3 separate regions of the Homo sapiens genome follow, and regions 2 and 3 are each linked to region 1. The links are chromatin contacts, found by Hi-C or POLR2A ChIA-PET in ENCODE. All regions are on one chromosome and are shown on one strand. The core of a region is the stretch at or near the end of the contact, and the rest is flanking DNA. Distances in the headings are between cores, read along the strand shown. Region 1 holds the start of CLIP1-AS1 (CLIP1 antisense RNA 1). Region 2 overlaps MLXIP (MLX interacting protein). Region 3 holds the start of VPS37B (VPS37B subunit of ESCRT-I).

Region 1 (4,638 bases), core at 100-2,599:
TAAAAGATGAAAAGGGGCCGGGCGTGGTGGCTCACGCCTGTAATCCCAGTACTTTGGGAGACTGAGGCGGGCGGATCACTTGAGGTGAGTTTGAGACCAGCCTGGCCAACATGGTGAAACCCCGTCTCTACTAAAAATACAAAAAAATCAGCTGGGCGTGGTGGCACGTGCCTATAATCCCAGTTACTCTGGAGGCTCAGGCACGAGAATCGTTTGAAGCCGGGAAGCGGAGGTTGCAGTGAGCCAAGATTTCGCCACTGCACTCCAGCCTGGGCAACACAGTGAGACGCTGTCTCAAAAAAAAAAAAAAAAAAAAAAAAGATGGAAAGGGACAATTTATCAAGTGTTTGCACCCAGAATACAGAAACACAGGGTTTTCTAAGTTTTTATTTACTTAAAGGGACAATCCTTTAGGCCAGGCACAGTGGCTCATGCCTGTAATCCCAGCATTTTGGGAGGCCGAGGTGGACGGATCACGAGATCAGGAGATCGAGACCATCCTGGCCAACATGGTGGAACCGCATCTCTACTAAAAATACAAAAATTAGCTGGGTGTGGTGGTGCGCGCCTGTAATCCCAGCTCCCAGGAGGCGGAGGTTGCAGTGAGCCGAGATTGCATCACTGCACTCCAGTCTGGCGACAGCATGAGACTCCGGCTCAAAAATAAAAAAAAAGAAGGACAATCCTTTAAAAAGTTAATATTAACCCTCAGAGACTAGCTTTCTGAATATCTGTACGAACCAACACCTTTTCTTCCAACTCCAACTGAAACAGGTATAAACAGCACAAGGCAAAATAATCAAAAACAGATGGTGACAACTTCTCGATTGTGATGCATCTGAATTGAGACCTCTGGGTCATAAAGAATTTCTGCCACTGATAACCTAGTCTAATCATTTCAAACTGTTACTTTTTCACAGAAGAAAAAACTTTATGTTTATTTGCAGAAAAAATGGATAGTAAATTCCGTAGCAAATAGAGCTACTGACTAATCACGTACACACAGTAAAAACACTTTCTATTCAACTGTGGAGTTTTCTGCCTTTAAAAGTCCTGCCAGAGGATACTCACAATAATTTTCTCATCATTATACGATCTCTTTCAGCAAAATAAAGAGGGCCTGGTGTCAATGTCTTTACTTTTTATCTATAAGAAGTTGAAGAAAATCAACACAAATCTAGAATATGAAAATAGTACCTCATGGTGTCTGTAGAATCGGGGCAGGCATCAGCTCATATCCTGCCAGAAGCTGGGCAAACATTTTGAACAGCCTGGCTATGAGGTCATGACAATGACCTCACAAACAGGAATTCTCATGTTAGTCGCCCTCTGGGCTGAAGCCTCACCACTTTAAAGGAATCTGGAGCTGATGACTCAAGAAATGTCCTTCCTCCTAAGAAATTATCCTCCCATCTGAGATTAGCAGCATCTAATCTCAGTTTTCTCCACTGCTGACCAGCATCAGCAACACAGGTAAGCAGAGACAAGCAAGTCCACCTAAATAGCTGAACACCAGTCATGTACGCATATCTGTATTACCTGCAAACTTCTGGTACGCAAGTTTTTATTTTGGTTCGGTTCCAAACACTTTTTCTTAGTATTCTTTACTGGAGGATTGGGCTACATTTAAGCATCCCCGCCAGGCGTGGTGGCTCACGCCTGTAATCGCAGTACTTTGGGAGGCCAAGGCAGGCTGATCATGAGGTCAAGAGATAGAGACAACCCTGGCCAACATGGTGAAACCCCGTCTCTACTAATACAAAAATTAGCTGGGCATGGTGGTGCGTGCGTGTAGTCCCAGCTACTTGGGAGACTGAGGCAGGAGAATCTCTTGAACCTGGGAGGTGGAGGTTGCAGTGAGCCGAGATCGTGCCACTGCACTCCTGCCTGGCGATAGAGCAAGACTCCATCTCAAAAAAAAAAAAAGAAAAAGGAAAGAAAAAAGAATCCTGATAACTGAGTAGAAAATAAATCATAAACTTAAAATGTTACCCTTGCCATCCTAATAAACTATTGAGTTCACCAGCCCCAATATTTACCCTGTTTACTAAGGAGAAGTGGAGATTAAGATGTCTAAGTCATTTTGAAAATGCCAGAAGAATAAAGCCTCGGGACAGCTCCGGAATAGCCCTGTGTATCTTTGTGAGGAAAAGGCAAAATGGCCAGGCTGTTGTTTCCTCCCTCTTAAGAGTTTTGAAGTTTGCAAGCCAGCACAGAGTAAGAATTAGTGACATTTTATTATTTCTAAGTGCTTAAAAATTCTGAAATTGAAGGGAACTGTAACAGGGACTCAGAACAATTATCTCAATGGAATCACTGGTAATTTTTATCTGTGTTTTCTTGGGTCTATAGAAATTTTATTTAATGAACAGGTATAATTAATTTCACAGGCAGAAAAAAAATTCTTTTGAGCCACAGTAAAACGGCTTCAACCGAAAGAGTGAAGAAACAGACTCTACTGAGCTGCTTTCTCCACAGAAACAAGAGTGCAGTACAGCCAAGCCAGGATGGAAGTGAATACATATGGAGAGGGGGAGAGGGTGGCTAGCTGTTCACCAAGACTTTTTTGTTGTTGTTTATTTTTTTTTTTTTGAGGCAGAGTCTTGCCCTGTTGCCCAGGTTGAACTGCAGTGATGCACTCATGGCTCATGGCAGCCTTGACCTCCCAGACTCCAGCCATCCTTCCACCTCAGCCTCCCAAGTAGCTGGGACTACAGGCAGACACCACCACACCCGGCAAATTTTTTTTTTTTTTTTTTTTTTTTTTGTAGAGATGGGGTTTTACCATGTTGCCTAGGCTGGTCTTGAACTCCTGGGTGCAAGCGATCCACCAACCTTGGCCTCCCAAAGTGCTGGGATTACAGGCGTAAGCCACCGTGCCTGGCCTCTTTTTCTTCCTGGATTCACACCATATTTCCCAGCTCCCGCTACAGTTCAGTATGATCACGTGACTGAGTTCTAGCCAGTGGAATAAGTGTGTGAGGCATGTGCCACTCTAGGCCTAGCCCAGAGGAACCTACTGTGTACAATCCCCCATGCTCTTTGCCCTTCTGATGGCTTGATGGAGACAAGCCCAGCAACCTCGAAAGCATGTACTGAAGACAACAGAATCAAAAGATGGAAGAGTTCAGGCGTGTGGCTCATGCCTGTAATCCCAGCACTTTGGGAGACCAAAGTGGGTGGATCATCTGAGGTCAGGAGTTTGAGACCAGCCTGGGCAACATGGCAAAAACCTCTCTCTACAAAAAAATACAAAAATTAGCCGGGCATAGTGGTGCACGCCTGTAATCTCAGAGGTTGCAGTGAGCCAAGATCACACCACTGCCCTCCAGTCTGGGCGACAGAGCCAGACTCCATCTCCAAAAAAAAAAAAAAAAAAAAAAAAAAGGAAGAAAGAAGTCTAGACACCTGAATCACCTCTCCCCATTTTCCCATCAGTAAATATGTATCCTAAACTTTTCCAAAACTGAAAATCAACTTATCGGCCACGCATGGTGGCTCACACCTATAATCCCAGCACTTTGGGAGGCAGTCCGATCACAAGGTCAGGAGTTCGAGACCAGCCTGGCCAACATGGTGAAACCCCATCTTTACTAAAAAAAAAATATAAAAATTAGTCGAGAGTGGAGGCGCATGCCTGTAATCCCAGCTACTCAGTAGGCTGAGGCAGGATAATCGCTTGAAGCCAGGAGGCAGAGGTTGCAGTGAGCCAAGATTGTGCCACTGCACTCCAGCCTGGGCAACAGAGTGAGACGCCGTCTCAAAAAAAAACAAAAAAAAAAGAAAATTAACTTATCAGTTTCAGCCACTGAAATAAGTGGGCTTATATGGTATAGTGGCAAGCTTATTTTATGTAATACAGTGGCAAACAGATAAAAACTTTGCTTAGAGCTTTGAATCATCTTGGCCAAGTAAATTCCTCAAATAAATTAATTTTAAGGGACTGGGCTTGGTGGCTCATGCCTGTAATCGCAGCACTTCGGAAGGCCAAGGCAGCCGGATCACCAGAGGTCAGGAATTTGAGACCAGCCTGGCCAACATGGTGAAACCCTGTCTCTACTGAAAATACAAAAAAAAAAAAAAAAAATTAGCTGGTCGTGGTGGCAGGCGCCTGTAATACCAGCTACTTGGGAGGCTGAGGAGAATAGCTTGAACCCTGGAGGTGGAGGTTGCAGTGAGCCGAGATCACGCCACTGCACTCCAGCCTGGGCGACAGAATGAGACTCCACCTTAAAAAAAAAAAAAAAATTAATTTTAAGGACGAGCCTCTAAGATTGAAATGCTTTATATCACAAAAAGCATTATAATGTGAATAATTAAAGTACTATATTTTTATAAAAGCAGAGACATTTTACTCGTAAGAACAAAATATGTTTTTAAAACACACAAGTTTGCCCAGGCATGGTGGCTCACACCTATAATCCCAGCATTTTGGGAGGCCAAGGCAGGTGGATCACTTAAGTCCAGGAGTCTGAGAGCTGCCTGGGCAACATAGTGAAACCCCATCTCTAAAAAAAAAAAATTTTTTTTAATTAGCCGGGCATGGTGGCGCCTGCCTGGAATCCCAGCTACTTCGGAGACTGAGGTGGGAGGATCGCTTGAGCCCAGGAGATTGAGTCCAGCCTAGGCAATATTAGC
Region 2 (4,368 bases), core at 1,367-3,866, 300 kb before region 1:
CTGCAACCTCCGCCTCCCTGGTTCAAGTGATTCTTCTCCCTCAGCCTCCCGAGTAGCTGGGACTACAGGCTTGGGCCACCACGTATTTTTTCCATTTAATAGAGTGTGAACATCCCTCCAAGCCACAAAATATCCATCTGCAATTTTTTATTTTTTAAAGATAGGTCTCACTTTGTTGCCTAGGCTGGGCTGCAAATGTGTGATCATAGCTCACTGCAGCCTTGAACTCCTGGGCTCAAGCAATCGTCCCGCCTCAGCCTCCCGAGTAGCTGGGACCACAGGTGTGCACCGCCACACCCGGCTTCTGCAGTGTTTCTTAGTGGCTGGATAGTATTTCATTGTATGGATGTACTACTATTTATTTTCTCTCTCTCTGTTGATCACCGAGAATATTTCGCTGGTGTTTTTGATAACGCCTCCCATGTTTCTAGGCCCCTGTTCCATTCATCTCTGTTTTCATAGCCCTGGTTGGCTACTTTCTCTGAAAATGTCTGCTTCCTCCTCCTTCCTGATAGGAGCCTTTACCCTGGGAAGCTTTCAAGTCTCTAAAAATGGCAGCAATTCTTATCACCACTTTAGGCACCCCTCCTTGTCCCACTGTCCCACCCTCCCAGGACAGGTGTGTCTAGGGGAATGGTGGTCAGCAGGCGCGGAGCTGAACGGTGGCCTGTTTATTCTGAGTCCGGGAGTGGAAGCTCCTGCGCTTTCACATTTGTCCAGCAGCCTGCTGTGGGGCAGGGGTAGAACGCACAGTCAGCAGCATGCCCGCAGGACTGATGCCGCAGCTTGCATGCCTTGTGGTGCTCTGCTGACAGACCCCCGAGGCTGTGACCGCGGTGTCCCCGAGGTGACTCCTGCCCTTGGCTGTTTGTTGTGCCTGAGGTAGGGAGAGCAAGGCTCTGTGAAAGTTGTGATTCCAGGTGTGAGTCCCCCCAGCTGGCGTGAGCTCTCACGTGGAACTGGAATGCTGCGGGTACATGTCCCTGCAAGTTACAAAACTGGGGAATGACTTGGTACATGGAAGGAAGAGCTGACTCAACGCTCTGAAAAATGATTTAAGTATTTTTTGTCAGATTGAGTCCGGAGATGCCGCTGTCTGGCTTGGCAGCCTTGCTTCTCAGCTGCTCGCTTGTGGTGCTTCCGTGGGCCTGTCTGTCCTAACACTTGCATTGTCAGAAGAGTGCTCGGCAGAGGAGCTTTTGGCCGAAGGCATGAGGACTTTGGTTATGGGTGTTTTTTTTGGGCGGACAGGGTCTCGCTCTGTCACCCAGGCTGGAGTGCAATGGTGTGATCACAGCTCACTGCAGCGTTGAACCCCTGTGCTTAAGCAGTCCTGTCACCCTGGCCTCACTACAGGTGTGAGCCACTGCACCCAGCCTTAATTTTAAAACATAACCAGGGCCAGGTTTGGTGGCTCACGCCTGTAATCACAGCACTTTGGGAGGCTGACGTGGGAGGATCACTTGAACCCAGGAGTTCCATATCATCCTGGGCAACATAACGAGACCCTATTTTTACAAAAACTAAAAAATTAGCCAGGTGTGGTGGCTCACACCTGTAGTCCCAGCTGCTCAGGAGGCTGAGGCGGGAGGATCTCTTGAGACCAGAAGTTGGAGGCTGCTGAACTATGATCACTGCACTCCCGCCTGGGTGACAGAGTGAGACCCTGCCTCTAAAAAAAAAAAAAAGTAATTAATTAATTAAAATTGCTCAGGCCCAGCTGTGTGAAGGCCGGTGTCCCCACACTGCCCACCATCCCCCTGCTGTGTTCTTGCTGAGAGTTCCTTACTGAGGGCTCCATTTCCTGGCCCGGTGGAATGCCTGCTCCCAGCTCCCTACTCTCCCAGGCTGCTCCCTTATCTATTGGGCCAGTCTCTGTTTCCCTTTAGTTTTGGAATCCATGGGTTCCCCCTCCCCACAAGAAACCTTGGCAGAAGGCTTTGTCCATAGGGAAGCAAAGAACCCAGTTAGCAGCTCAGCTCTGGCCTGGCCTTGGCCTTGACCTTTCACAGTACTGTGAGCCAGCAGGTAGGTAAGCTCACTGGTGCTATGCACGGCCTCCTTCAGATCCTTCTCAGGGCAGCCTACCAGAGACTGTATTTGCAGAGGAGCTGGCAGGGCCTGTGTGGAGCCAGCTGCGCTGCGCCTGATAAGTTTGTTTGCTTATCTTTGTTTGTGTGCTTGTTGCTGGCTCCTTGGAGCTATGGGTGTGTTTGTGGGGTGTTGGAGATGACTGACCCTGATTGGTAAAATAGGGATGAAGCGAGCAGGGCAGGGTGTGGTGTGAGAAATAATGTCATCTATTCTTCCGGTGCCCCCCACTTCTTCCCCACAGAGAGATTTTCCTTCTGTTCCCTGTCCTAGAGGGCCCTGGGGCAGCAGCTTTTAGGTTCTTGGAAAGATGGGGAGCAGCCACCCCCGCTGAGCAACTCAGATTGAGGTTGGGGTGTGCTGCCCTCCCAGACGACTGGAAGATTGACACAGCAGCGCTCTTTCAGTTCTTTGTTCTTTGTTGGCTGGGATCACTGGAAATATATCAGTGAGACTTAAATGTGTCCTGGGAGCTTGAGCTGCCCAGTAGGCGACCCATGGCTGCAGAACAGCCAGCTCCAGCAATGTGTCATCCTGGAAGGGCAGCTGGCCTGCCTTCTGTCAGGTCACATGGGTTGGCTGATGTTGGTTTCTGTGTAATTTTTTTCCTCCTTTTTAACATGGTGCCTCAAAGTCACGGGGACTTGAGGGTAGAAATTAGGAGGGAAGGGCAGGTTTTTCAGCTGGCTCTTGGGCTGTGCTTGACAAAGCCATCATTGTTTTGAATAAAGTGCCAGTTGGTGTGGTTTGCGTCGCTCCGGTGCTCTGAAATTGGCTTCTCTTCTTCCACCTCTGCTGCTGATCCTGGGGGTGGGCTGGGAGGAGGACCACTGGTTCCAGAGAAGAAACCACTTCCCTTTGCCTCCCTGCTCAGCAGGAGCAGCGGGAACAGCGTCTTAGGACAGTGAGTTAACTACTGCAGAGCAGCTGGGCGTGGTGGCTCACGCCTGTAATCCCAGCACTTTGGGAGGTCAAGGCGGGAGGATCACTTGAGCCCAGGAGTGTAAGACCAGCCTGGGCAACATAGCAAGATCTTCTACAAAAATTATTTAAAAAATTAGCCAGTCATGGTGGCATGTGCCCGTGGCCCCAGCTACTTGGGAGGCTGAAGTAGGAGGATGGCGTCAGCTGGGGAGTTTGAGGCTGCAGTGAACCATGATCGTGCCACTGCACTTCAGCTGGCCTAGGCAACAGAGCAAGGCCATGTCTCCAAAAAAACCAAAACAAACCAAAACAAAACCCCAAAACAAACAAACACAAAAACCAAACTATTGCAAAGCAGATTGCTGTCTCTTGGTCCAGAGGGCATCCTGGACCCCAGCTGTTGGCAGCCAGCGGGCATCCTGGACCCCAGCTGTTGCAGCCAGCCTTGCCTCTTGGTAATGCCCTGGGGGCATTGCCCTTCCAGGCATCGTGCTGCGCACTGGTGGCCCCAGCCTCACTTGGCCCTAGCCTGTTCCAGACATGAGACCGCCTGCTGTGGTCAGGTTCCCCACCTGCTGTCCCTGCAGCCCGGGCTGATTTCCCCAATGACCTTTTTGGTCTGATGTCTGTCCCTATCATGTGTATGATGCCTCAGGCTACAAATAACCAGCAAGAGAGAACAGTTCCTCTGCTGAACTCCCTCAGGGGGAGGAGCAGAGCCTCAGGGCTTTGGCTTTCTGATGCCAACTTAGGTTGCATTGTCCTACCTCTGCGCCTCCTTGGTTTCCTATTTGTGTGGCTATATGAGGAATAGTCCTCATATCCAAATATATTTGTGGAAATCCCAGCCCTGAAGGAGTTTAGGGCATTAGGAGAACTCCCTTGGTGGGTGGGAGGGTGGAGGCGGCTCACATGGAAAGGTGTTTGTAGTGAGAAGATGGAGACTACATTTCCTCCCCAAGTCAGGAACTTCGTTTCTCTGCATTTGAATCAATAGCTCTCCAAGTGCAGTGTGGTTATACCCCGACATTTGAAGAGCCAGGAAGGAGGAAATGCAGAGTGCAAAAACATGTCAGGTCTCTGCCCCAGACAGCCAAGTTCAAGTGTTTTTTTTTTCTCAAAGATGGAGCTGCAGTGCAGGAGGAGTGTAGACCTGGTGAACAGAGCTGGGTGGTCAGGTGGCAAGATGAAATGACCTTATCTACAGGGTTAGTTATTCAGACTGACTTGGGAAGCACCTCTGTGGTACCATTTGAGGAGCACAGAAGAATCTGTGAATGGATCTAAAATGACTTCTTTAGGTCAGTCCTTTGAGTTTTATGGGATTAAGGTTGGCTTGCTATTAAAATGTGT
Region 3 (4,277 bases), core at 439-2,938, 500 kb after region 1:
TTCCAGGGATTTTGAATGTGCAACCTCCATACAAGCTCTCTTTTAAGGGGGCTGGCTTGGTGCTGAACAATCCCTCTTCGGAAAGAAAGCCAAAAGCCCCCACACGGGCTCCTGGGTGAGAGGCTCAGCACTGTAGGCGTGGGAAGGCTCAGACTTCAGAGACATAAAGGAGTGGTAGGTGGGCCAGGAAGAGCTGGGATTAGCCTGGGCCCACCTGCCTGGAGGAGAACCAGACCCAAAAGATCAGACTTTCCGAGAATGAGTCCAAATGGGTTGAGAGAAAGGGAGCACACACTGCAAATCTGCAAGGATGAAGTCAGTTACCCGAGAGCAAACCACACCTCAAGGTGTGAAGGAAGATAACCAGAAACAGGAGCTGGCACATGCCTTCCAGGGGCTGGGCAAGGCTTGACTCTCAGAGGTGAGGGTTGGCAGCCAGCCCCAAACCCCCATTTTAACTTCTTCCTGAAACTGCTCCAGGAACCTTCCTTAGTCCCAGACACGTGGGACGCAGTGGTACAAAGCCAGCCACACTAAATTTCCCACCTTCCCTTCCTCGGTGGAGGGGGCAACCCTTACAGAAAAACGTATCCTGTCGCCACCCTTAGGCCCATCCACGAACTCCCGTAACTCTGCTGGGGCCACTTCAAAAGAAGTCAGACTCCAGGGGCATTATTGGGACCCCTTAGATACATGGAACCTTCAAACCTTACCCTGGCTATGGTATGACCATGGACTCCTGCCTCCAAACCCTGGGCTGGGGACCCTCGCCCAACCCTTAAAGAGCCTCAGAACCACCTCATAGACTCAGCTACAGACCCTCAGCCTCCCGAACCCATCTTGGAACCCTCAATCCTCTCCTAAGAGTCCTATTTGGATAGTCCACTCAGTCCCCCAAAACCTACTCTGATCCCCTATAGCTGCCTCAGTCCCCCTGGTTGTCCCCAACCTTTCCTCTCAAAGGAAACCCCCCAACCTCTACCAGATCTAGCTCTTGGTCCCCCTCAGTCACCCCTAATCCTCGCCTCCGACTCAGCCCTTATTACTCTCCCCGCTCCTCCGACCAAACCAATCTCAGATCCCCCCAGTTCCGTCCTCTTCCGCCTAGACCCAACGATAGCACTCTAATCCCCAAATTCCCATTCCAGGCTCCCTAATCTCCACTTCAGACCCAGCCTTAAGTCTTCAGACCCAGCCTTAAGTCCTCAGCCCCACAAAACCTTGTCTCAGGACCCCCAATCGGCTCCCCAAGCCCCGTCTCAGGACCCTTTTTCCCGCCTCCGCCCTAGTCTCGGTCCCCTCAGTGCCTCAAACCCCCTCTCAGGCCCCCTATTCCTGCCTAAGCACCAGTCGCGGTTCCCTGGCTCCCGCACCCCGCCCCAAGCGCCCCCATTTCTAGCCCAGTCCCCTCAACACGACCGGAGGCGCCGCGGTCGCCTCCGCCTCCGGCCACCGTTCGAGGAGCGAACCCCGCTCGAGGCCTCACAGCCGCCGCCTTAAGCCCAGCTCGGCTCACCTCCTCCATCTTCTGCACCATCTCCGTCAGCTGGCCCTCGTCCTCCAGCAGCTCGTTGAGCTGCACCAGCGACAGCCCGGCGAACCGGGCTTCGCTCCCGGCGCCCGCCATCCCCACGTCTCGGCCGTCGTCGCCACCGCCGCTGCGGCCACCAGGCTCCGCCGACCGGAAGCGCCGCCCTCAAGGGCCGCCCCCCGCGGGGGGGACACGTGACGCCAGCCCTGGGTCGTGACGTCATCACCGCGCGGGCGGGCGGACGTGACGTAAGTGTCGCGGCTCGCTTGGAGTGGAATGTGTCAGGGACAGTCGGGACTTCTAAAGGGAGGGGAAGGGCCCTATGATTGGGCTGTGACGCGTGAGCGCATTAATGACGTCACTGCGGCTCGGGAGAGCGCGCCATGAGGTCATAAGAGCCTTTTTCCTCCAGGAAGAGAGATACCGCGATCCAAGGAAAACAGGCAGTGGGAAGGAAGTTCCCGCAGCCTGTGAGCCCAGCCCGATGCACGGAACCCAAAAGACAGAGACTTCATGGGGAAACAACTTTAGGTGTCATTGGTTACTTGGAATTGTGGAGCTGCCACGTCATTCATTTAACAAATATGTTTTGAGACCTACTCTGTACTGGGCATTGAGTATACAGTTCTGAATAAAGCAAAACGGACCCCTGCTTACATGGAGCTAACAGAATGAAAGAGGACGCAAACAAAACAAGAAATAAGTAAAATAATTAGGCGATCACAAATAAGGGAATGGACACTGAAATAAGAAAATAAAAAGACCTTTAGGGTAGTAAGAGATGGCACTTTCGGAGAAGGTGGCGTCTAAGGAAATGTGAAGGATGAGAAGGGAGGAACCAGCCACCATTCCTGTAGGAAGCTCAAGGCAGCAAAACCAGCACGTGCAAAGGCCCTGGGACAGGACTAACTTGGTGCATTCAGGAATGGGAAGAAGGCCAGTAAGGCTGGAGCATTTTGAGCAAGGACCCATTGAGTGGCCCCTTTGCATCACCTCAGAGGAAGGTGCCCAGACATCCAGGTGGGCCAACCTGTGCTCTTTCAGAAACAACACGATTTAGGGTGCAGTCGCTCTCAGTCTCTCAGCTACCGGGAAGCCTCTTAAGATCCAGGAGCCTGGGAACTCATTATCCTACTTTGGAATCTGTCACAGTTCTAGTTAGAAGAAACCTAAGGCTGAGGTTAACCATGACAGCCCCCTAATTTTACACATAAGGGAACTGAAGCCCTGAGAAGGGGAAATTTTTTGGGCTTTTGCTTTGTTTCTGAAAATCAAGTAATTGGCAGGTCTCCTGGCTCCCAGTCTGGCGTCCACCACGCTGGCATCATAACACACTGACCTCGTCTCATAACTCAGCTCTGAACACAGTCGAGGCATTCAGCAAATGCTTATCGGCAGACTTAGGGGCTTTGTGTATAAAGCTGATTCTTCTGCAACTCCATGGGTAAAACATAAGGTCTGTGTTCTCCATCCATACGTTAGGCTGGGCTCTGCCAACCTCTTCTCTCCTTCCAGCCCGTTGTACTAAGGGCTCGTGTTTGCAGAAAAATGATGAAAGTTAGAGGAACTATTGCTTTTTTTATTTTTTGAGACAGAGTCTTGCTCTGTCGTCCAGGCTGGAGTGCAGTGGTGCGATCTCAGCTCACCTCAATCTCCGCCTCCTGGGTTCAAGCGATTCTCCTGCCTCAGCCTTCCAAGTAGCTGGGACTACAGGCATGCGCCATCACGCCAAGCTAATTTTTGTGTTTTTAGTCGAAATGGGGTTTCACCATGTTGGCCAGGTTGGTCTCGAACTCCTGACCTCAAGTGATCCGCCCACCTCAGCCTCCCAAAGTGCTGGGATTGCAGACCTGAGCCACCCCGCCCGGCCAAAAGAAATGTTTCATATAATCCGTAAGCTAAAGGTTTTTTTTTGTTTGTTTTGTTTTGTTTTTTTTTTTTTTTGAGACGGAACCTTGCTCTGTCGCCCAGGCTGGAGTGCAGTGGTGTAATCTCAGCTCACTGCAAGCTCTGCCTCCCAGGTTCACGCTATTCTCCTGCCTCAGCCTCCCGAGTAGCTGGGACTACAGGCACTCGCCACCCCACCCAGCTAATTTTTTGTATTTTTAGTAGTGACGGGGTTTCACCGTGTTAGCCAGGATGGTCTTGATCTTCTGACCTCGTGATCCGCCCACCTTGGCCTCCCAAAGTGCTGGGATTACAGGCATGAGCCACCGTACCCGGCCAAGCTAAAGGTTTTATTGAGCTCAAAAGGACACTCGGTAATTTTCTTCCTTCTAACTTGTTATACTTGGTGAAGAAAGATGGCTCTAAGGAGGAAAGGACACAAGTGGGAAGGAGATGTAGGAAGCTGGCGTTTCTTTTTTCCTTCTCCCTCCAGGAGAAGAATAGACCTGTCAAATTGAGAATAGTAGCTCTATTTCCAGGAAATCCTCTCTATGAGGCTTAAGATGTCCAGGAATTTCTCATAGTCCCCACAGAAGGTGAGAATAAGGTAGGGGTCAGAGCTCTCCAGAATCTAGAGGGATGATGTGATTTAACCAAGAACATACCCCAGGAACAAAACTGGCTTCAGAATGGCATACCTATATACAGTGACCTCTAAACGTACTAAGTTTAAACACGGCTCACTTGCCACCCTTGCCCAGTCCTTTTATAACTATTCTCATACTTGCTATCTGCCACCAACCTATTGGAGTCATACACCACTTCCTTTGTTAAACAGAGCAAACCACAAAATCATCTT

What was found. Hi-C counts contacts between places; a loop is a spot of excess contacts on that map. ChIA-PET counts read pairs that join two places held with the same protein, here RNA polymerase II (POLR2A). Pooled maps may share reads with other maps.
Region 2: a loop to region 1 is called in a pooled map, with 3 times the contacts of the local background. The contact joins the enhancer-like site here to the promoter of CLIP1-AS1 in region 1. A Hi-C loop is called at or near these places in 1 of 37 single-sample maps with no recorded cell type and 1 of 50 pooled maps. POLR2A ChIA-PET finds 5 or more read pairs at or near these places in 3 of 52 experiments (K562, activated naive CD8-positive, alpha-beta T cell and naive thymus-derived CD4-positive, alpha-beta T cell).
Region 3: a loop to region 1 is called in a map with no recorded cell type, with 3 times the contacts of the local background. The contact joins the promoter of VPS37B here to the promoter of CLIP1-AS1 in region 1. A Hi-C loop is called at or near these places in 1 of 37 single-sample maps with no recorded cell type and 2 of 50 pooled maps. POLR2A ChIA-PET finds 5 or more read pairs at or near these places in 1 of 52 experiments (Caco-2).

The regions. Positions count from the first base shown.
Region 1 is chr12:122,394,193-122,398,830 of GRCh38, forward strand. It overlaps CLIP1-AS1 (CLIP1 antisense RNA 1), which reads left to right and starts at 1,350. Exons shown (of 3, transcript NR_045382.1): 1 at 1,350-1,473; 2 at 2,391-2,513. The region is part of intron 1 of CLIP1 (CAP-Gly domain containing linker protein 1); the gene reads right to left.
Region 2 is chr12:122,095,940-122,100,307 of GRCh38, forward strand. All of the region lies in intron 1 of MLXIP (MLX interacting protein), which reads left to right. Among named protein-coding and RNA genes, the nearest start is that of MLXIP, 19 kb to the left of the region's middle. RefSeq lists enhancers at 268-768, 769-1,269, 2,021-2,674, 2,675-3,328 and a silencer at 2,007-2,166. Within about 2 kb of position 2,617, at least 32 of the 41 ENCODE cell types and tissues checked have a DNase peak (open chromatin) inside an H3K27ac peak, as active enhancers do.
Region 3 is chr12:122,894,436-122,898,712 of GRCh38, forward strand. It overlaps VPS37B (VPS37B subunit of ESCRT-I), which reads right to left and starts at 1,689. Exons shown (of 4, transcript NM_024667.3): 1 at 1,517-1,689. The coding sequence starts at 1,627. RefSeq lists an enhancer at 1,353-1,502 and a silencer at 1,683-1,832.